2 separate regions of the Homo sapiens genome follow, and region 2 is linked to region 1. A link is a loop called in an ENCODE intact Hi-C map of the cell type or tissue named here. Cell type or tissue: Caco-2. All regions are shown on one strand. Links, peaks and the distances in the headings refer to the core of each region. The heading gives the core; the rest is flanking DNA.

Region 1 (2,919 bases), core at 95-2,594:
ATACTGGCCTCCTTGCTACTCTTCCATCTCCCCATACAGGCTCCTGTCTCTAATACTTTTTGCTTCTTGTTATCGCTGCCTGGAAGAACTCCTCCCCAGTCATTGGTGTGGCTTTGTACTCTCTAATCCTCCTTCAAGTCTTTGTTCAAACGTCTCCTTTACCTCCTAAAACACAACGGCAAAACTTCAAATAACCCAACTTAAAAATGGCCAAAGGACTTGAATAGACATTTCTTCAAAGACAACACACAAATGGCCAACAGGTATATAAAAAGAAGTTCGACATTGCTAAGCATCAGGTAAATGTAAATCAAAATGACAATGAGATATCACCTCACACCTATTTGGCTGTTCTTTAAAAACAAAAGATAAGTTGTGGTGAGGATATGGAGAAATGGGAACCTTTGTACACTGTTGGTGGGAATGGAAAATGGTATAGCGGCTATGGAAAACAGTATGGCGGTTCCTTGAAAAATTAAAAATAGAACTACCATATTATCCAGCAATCCCACTACTGGGTATATATCAAAGGAAATGAAATCAGTATGTCGAAAATAAATCTCCACTTCTGTGTTTATTGTAGCATTATTCACCATAGCCAAAATAAGGAAACAACCTAAATGTCTATCAATGGATGAATGAATAAAGCAAGTGTGGTTATACACACATAATGGAATATTATGAAGCCATAAAAAGAAGGAAATCCTGCCATATGCCAAAACATGGACGAACTGGAGGACATTATGCTAAGTGAAATAAGCCAGATACAGGACAAACACTACATGATTTCCCTTATATAATGTATCTAAACGTGTCAAACTCATAGAAACAGAGAGTAGAATGGTAGATGTCAGGGGCCGGAGGAGGAGCAATGGGGAGTTACTATTCAACAGGCATAAAGTTTTGGTTATACAAAATGAGGAAGCTCTGGAGGTCGGCTGCACAACCTTGTGTGTGTAGTTAACTTAGATTTTTGTTGATGGGATAGATCTCATGTTACCTGTTCTTACCACAGTTTTATATATATACATATATATGTCTCCCCTTCTCAGCGAGGCCTACCCTGAACCCCACTCTCCACTCCTAGAACTTCCTTTCTCCTTCTCTTGCTTTGCTTTTCCCCATAGTTCTTTTCACCACTATGTATTTCACTTATTTGTTGTGGTCCACCTCCCTCAGTTAGGAAGGTCTTCAACAGAGCCCTGCACAGAGAAAGAGCAGGCACTTGATAAATATGTGCTGAATCATTCATGTCTCATGCCACAGCCACTGCGCTTTACTCCTCTTGCTTGACTCTTAGGACATAGCTCCAGTTGCAAGTTTAACTTGAACTCTGAGGCCAGGCAGCTTCTTTCAAAACTAATAATGTTCAAGTGGCAAAGTTCAGTTGCAGCAAAGCATTAATTGCTCACGTGAACATCAAAGTTTCCAAAGCCTTGTGACCTTGCTTCCCTAAGACCCAGAAAGGGGAGTCCTGGACATCAAAGGAATCCATCAAGTGTTACCGACAATCATTCCAGCGATGCTGAAAGTCTAATGTTTTCAATGACCCCTGGCCTCTCACTTGAGCAATAAACCCAAAAGTGATTTTCCTCTTCAAATTTCCTTTCCCTAGTCAGACCAACAGGCACACACAGAAGCATGAAATAATGGTGCAATAGAACAGGGCTGGACTAAGAAGTCAGGGAGCTAACTTCTAATCTAGCCTTCTTCACTTCATATCTGTGAGTATGGGTGAGTCCCTTACTATCTGAGCCGCAATTTCCTCATTTTTTAAAAAAAGAATTCAATCTAGATCATCTCCATATACCCACTTTTCTTGCTCTGAAACATTAGTGTTCCATGAAATGCTAAGTCTCTGCAAAGAGGATGCTAGAACCATCCAGGGTTGCATTTCCTCAATTCCTCCATGTGAACCCTGTCGTTTTTCTTCATTTCTTTCCCCCGCATAAAACTACCTTCTGTCATATCGCAGGGCAATTCTAATTATGAGGTTCTTAAGAGGATCTCCTGAGCTTATTCCATCCCTAAACTGGAACAGGCATAAAGATCTGTTGGGGCTCTATGAGTATGAAATGCACTAATGTGTACAAACCATCTGTCTCAGTGCCGGCATATAGCAGGCTCCTGGTAAATATTCATTTTGTCCCTTTCACGTCCTTTTCAGGGTTCTATTCTGATGAGCCTAGGAAAAGAGAGAATGCATGAAACCATTAGCCCAGCCTCCATCTGATCACACTTGCCATCTTCATCTTCAGAAATGACAGCGCAACTGCGTTGCCTTGGTCCATACAATTCCACCAGGGCTTGGTCAGATCATCATGATGTCAACAGGCATTTTGTGGATCATTCCCAATGGCTTTATTTTTTGCAACATATATTCTCTCATTTAATCTTCACAACAGCCCTATTAAATAGCTATCGTATTCCATGCTACAGATGAGGAAATTGAGGAACACATGTTGCTGAGGGTTATCACAAGCTGGTAAGTGACGAGTTGGGCACTCAAAATTAGGTTTTCCAGTGCATAGCTCCTTCCTCCTTCCCAAAGCTGCAGAGTGAAATGGGTTTGAAGGGATGAGTCACTATCTGAAAATGTTGGGTCGACATGCGCCAAGTTGGAGGAGTTAACATTGGCCTGGTCCCTAACATATTTTTCCCTTAAGGGGTAATAATGAACAAACCTTAACCTGTTAAGCATCCGCATGCACACAGTATTACATCTGATTTCTAATTTTTCCAACAAGTCTGAAAGCGAGCTGAGCTCAAAGAGATTAAGGAACCAGCCTGAGAATACCCGGGCAGTAGCTGGTAGAGATGTGGGCCCTACCCAGGTTCCTCTGGCTCCGTGGTTCCCCCTCCCCACTCTGCAATTCTCTCTAGTAATGTCAATTGTTGGGCCCTAGGGGTGAGATTTTA
Region 2 (2,919 bases), core at 188-2,687, 120 kb after region 1:
AACCCGCCCTCACTTAGGTCGGACTGCTTAGCGTTGCCCTTCTCATGGCATGAAGCCCCTGGCTGTGGCATTCCTGAGGAAGACTCCGCCGACCCTGTCCTGCTGTGTGCATAGAAGCATGTTCTGTTCCTTGTGGGATTGAACACTGCAAACTTTCCTTCAGCAGACTCTCCTCGCTAGTTGCCTTTCTCTCAAATTGTGCCAATGGTGAGTAAAAGGTGAAGGTGGCTTGGTAACAGCAGCTTCCCACTGTGTCTCAGGTGCCATGCTAGGTGCAGTGGAATCCACAGGTGAGGATGGTCACTATGTGCATGAGTGCTCACAGCACTGGGAGGCCTATTGACACACAGATCCATGAGTCCCAGGAAGCCTCACTGGGACCCAAACCCGAGGAAAGGGCTTATTCTGCTCCACCTCTTCTATCTCTTCTGAGCTCTGGCTCCTGTAGCTTTTCCTGTGCAATTCAGCAGCAAAGATTTTACCAGTGGAGCTGCATCGAACGCCCTAATGATTTATTTATGGTATGCTTGCCTGTGGCCCAGGACACCTGTCTGAAGCCTAGACTCTTAACCCTTTCTCTGCCAGCTGTCTTACACATTGGGACTGTTAGATGCTGTCTAGCAATTGGGCTTGGAAGAGAGATATGAGAGGTTATTATCACTTATCTTTTAAAAAATTACGTAAGCAATCGAATTGAATCTTTCCATGGTGTGGAAACTACTACTTAGCTACCACCTGGTGTTTTAACAGGGCTCCCTTTGGTAATGCTGTCTCCCTGCTCTGTCCACCACCTCTCGGCGGAGATGATAAGAAGGACCTTCCCCACTGGGTGCCATGGCTCATGCCTGTAATCCCAGAACTTTAGGAGGCTGAGGCAGGTGGATCGCTTCAGCCCAGGAGTTCAAGCCCAGGCTGGGCAACTTAGGGAGACCCCATCTCTACAAAAAACTTAAAAACAAAAAACAAAAAACAAAAGCCGAGTGTGGTTGTGCACACCTGTAGTCTCAGATACTTGTAAGGCTGAGGTGGGAGGATCACTTAAGCCTGGGAAGTTAACACTGCAGTGAGCTGAGCATGTTAGGATGGGGCTGCGATAGCGCCACTGCATTCCAGCCTGAGCAACAAAGCGAGACTCTGTCCCAAAATAAATATATAAATAAATAAAATAAGGCCCTTCCCATCTGCCTGGGGCCATGGCTATTATAAGACAATGGCTTGAGCAACTGGTGAATGGCTGGGAAGTTATCAGCAGGCTGTAGGTCAGGATCTCAGGCCATCCTTCCTTCTTAGCTACTTGGAATGAATATTGAAAGACACAGTTTCAGGGCCCCTCGGCCCTGTGACTCAGCCTTCACCTTTGCTCTGGTTTCTTATCGGTTAGAGAAATGGATGAAAAAGGTTTCCACCCACAGAGCTGCTGTCCAGCTGGATTACTCAGTGGCTGAGAAGCATTTTACACAACATGAGGGCTTGGAAGAGGCTGTGTGTCAAATGTAGTTTTGGTAGCGGGAGAGCCACACTTGTAGAAACAAAGCTGAGGTGTACACTTAGGTGCATTCACATGAAATGCCACCAACCAAGGTGGTAGAACTTTCTAAATTAGCTGCCTGTGTTGGAGGTGGGATTATATGGAGCTGTTCATTTTATTCTTTTTTTTTGTAAGTGTGCATATTTCAGATTAAACAGTACACATCAAGTGTTACCTTCCCACTGAGACTACGCTACGCCTCCCTAATTAAAACTCATCCACCAGGCGCGGTGGTTCATGCCTGTAATCCCAGCACTTTGGGAGGCTTGAGGCAGGTGGATCACTTGAGACCAGGAGCTCAAGACCAGCCTGGACAACATGGCGAAATCCTGTCTCTACTAAAAATACAAAAATTAGCCAGGCACACACCTGTAATCCCAGCTACTTGGGAGGCTGAGGCATGAGAATCGCTTGAACCCAGGAGGCAGAGGTTGCAGTGAGCCGAGATCACACCACTGCATTCCAGCCTGGGCAACAGAGCAAGACTCTGTCTCAGAAAAAAAAACAAAAAACAAAAATCTCATCCCCCTGCTGTACCCCCAGTTCTCTTTCCCTACTCTTGTTGTTTTTGTTGTTCCGTAGTCCTAAGTAACCTAGTTATTGCTCAGGCTTGTTGTCAAACTCCCCAATATAATGCAATCTCACGAGGGCAGGGTTTTCCCTGCTATATCCCCAGCACCTGGAACAATGCAACATATACAGCCAAGCCCTTCAATAGCTTTTGGCTGAATGATGGAGTAGACAAGACTTTCAAGAAATCCAGTCATGATTTCTCCTCTTCCATCTGTCTTTTTCTTGTTTTTTTGTTTTGTTTTGTTTTGTTGTTTTGTTTTTGAGACAGAGTCTTGCTCTGTTGCCCTGGCTGGAGCGCAGTAGCACAATTACAGCTCACTGCAGCCTTGACCTCCCTGGCTCAAGCGATCCTCCCACCTCAGGCTCCCAGGTAGTGGGGACTACCGGCATGCACCGCCAAGCGAGGCTAATTTTTGTATTTTTTGTAGAGACAGGTCCTCACCGTGTTCCCCAGACTCAAACTCCTGGTCTCAAACTCCTGGGCTCAAGCAATATATCCACCTCAGCCTTCCAAAGTACTGGGATTATAGGTGTGAGACACTGCACCCGACCTCCATCTCTCTTTTTCTATGAGGATTGTCTTTTCAGAAACACAAATGCGTATATAATTCATTGTAATTGAGAAGATAATGTACACACTGTCCAAATATTTTTTTCTTTCTCCCTGGCAGTACATCATGAGCTCTTTTCATATCATTACCTACAGATCGACTTTCTTTTTTAAAATACCTGCCCAGAATTCCATTGTGTGGAAGTACTGTAATTTGTTTCATTCTTCTCCTATCAAGGAAGGCTTTCCTAGGCTTTTGGATTAGAAA

Evidence for each region. Hi-C counts contacts between places; a loop is a spot of excess contacts. Peaks named below come from ENCODE experiments on the same cell type or tissue, not always from the same donor. Only the 100,000 strongest peaks of a DNase experiment are listed, where the experiment ranks them.
Region 2: it touches region 1 in a loop (5-fold over the local background); 1 of 110 quality-filtered maps calls a loop at or near these places.

The regions. Positions count from the first base shown.
Region 1 is chr10:112,260,105-112,263,023 of GRCh38, forward strand. No RefSeq gene overlaps it. Among named protein-coding and RNA genes, the nearest start is that of TECTB, 22 kb to the right of the region's middle. In Caco-2, for the core only: no CTCF peak of the experiment used is centred there; a DNase peak (open chromatin) is centred at 1,407.
Region 2 is chr10:112,382,164-112,385,082 of GRCh38, forward strand. The region is part of intron 1 of ACSL5 (acyl-CoA synthetase long chain family member 5); the gene reads left to right. Among named protein-coding and RNA genes, the nearest start is that of ACSL5, 9.5 kb to the left of the region's middle. In Caco-2, for the core only: no CTCF peak of the experiment used is centred there; DNase peaks (open chromatin) are centred at 528 and 1,298.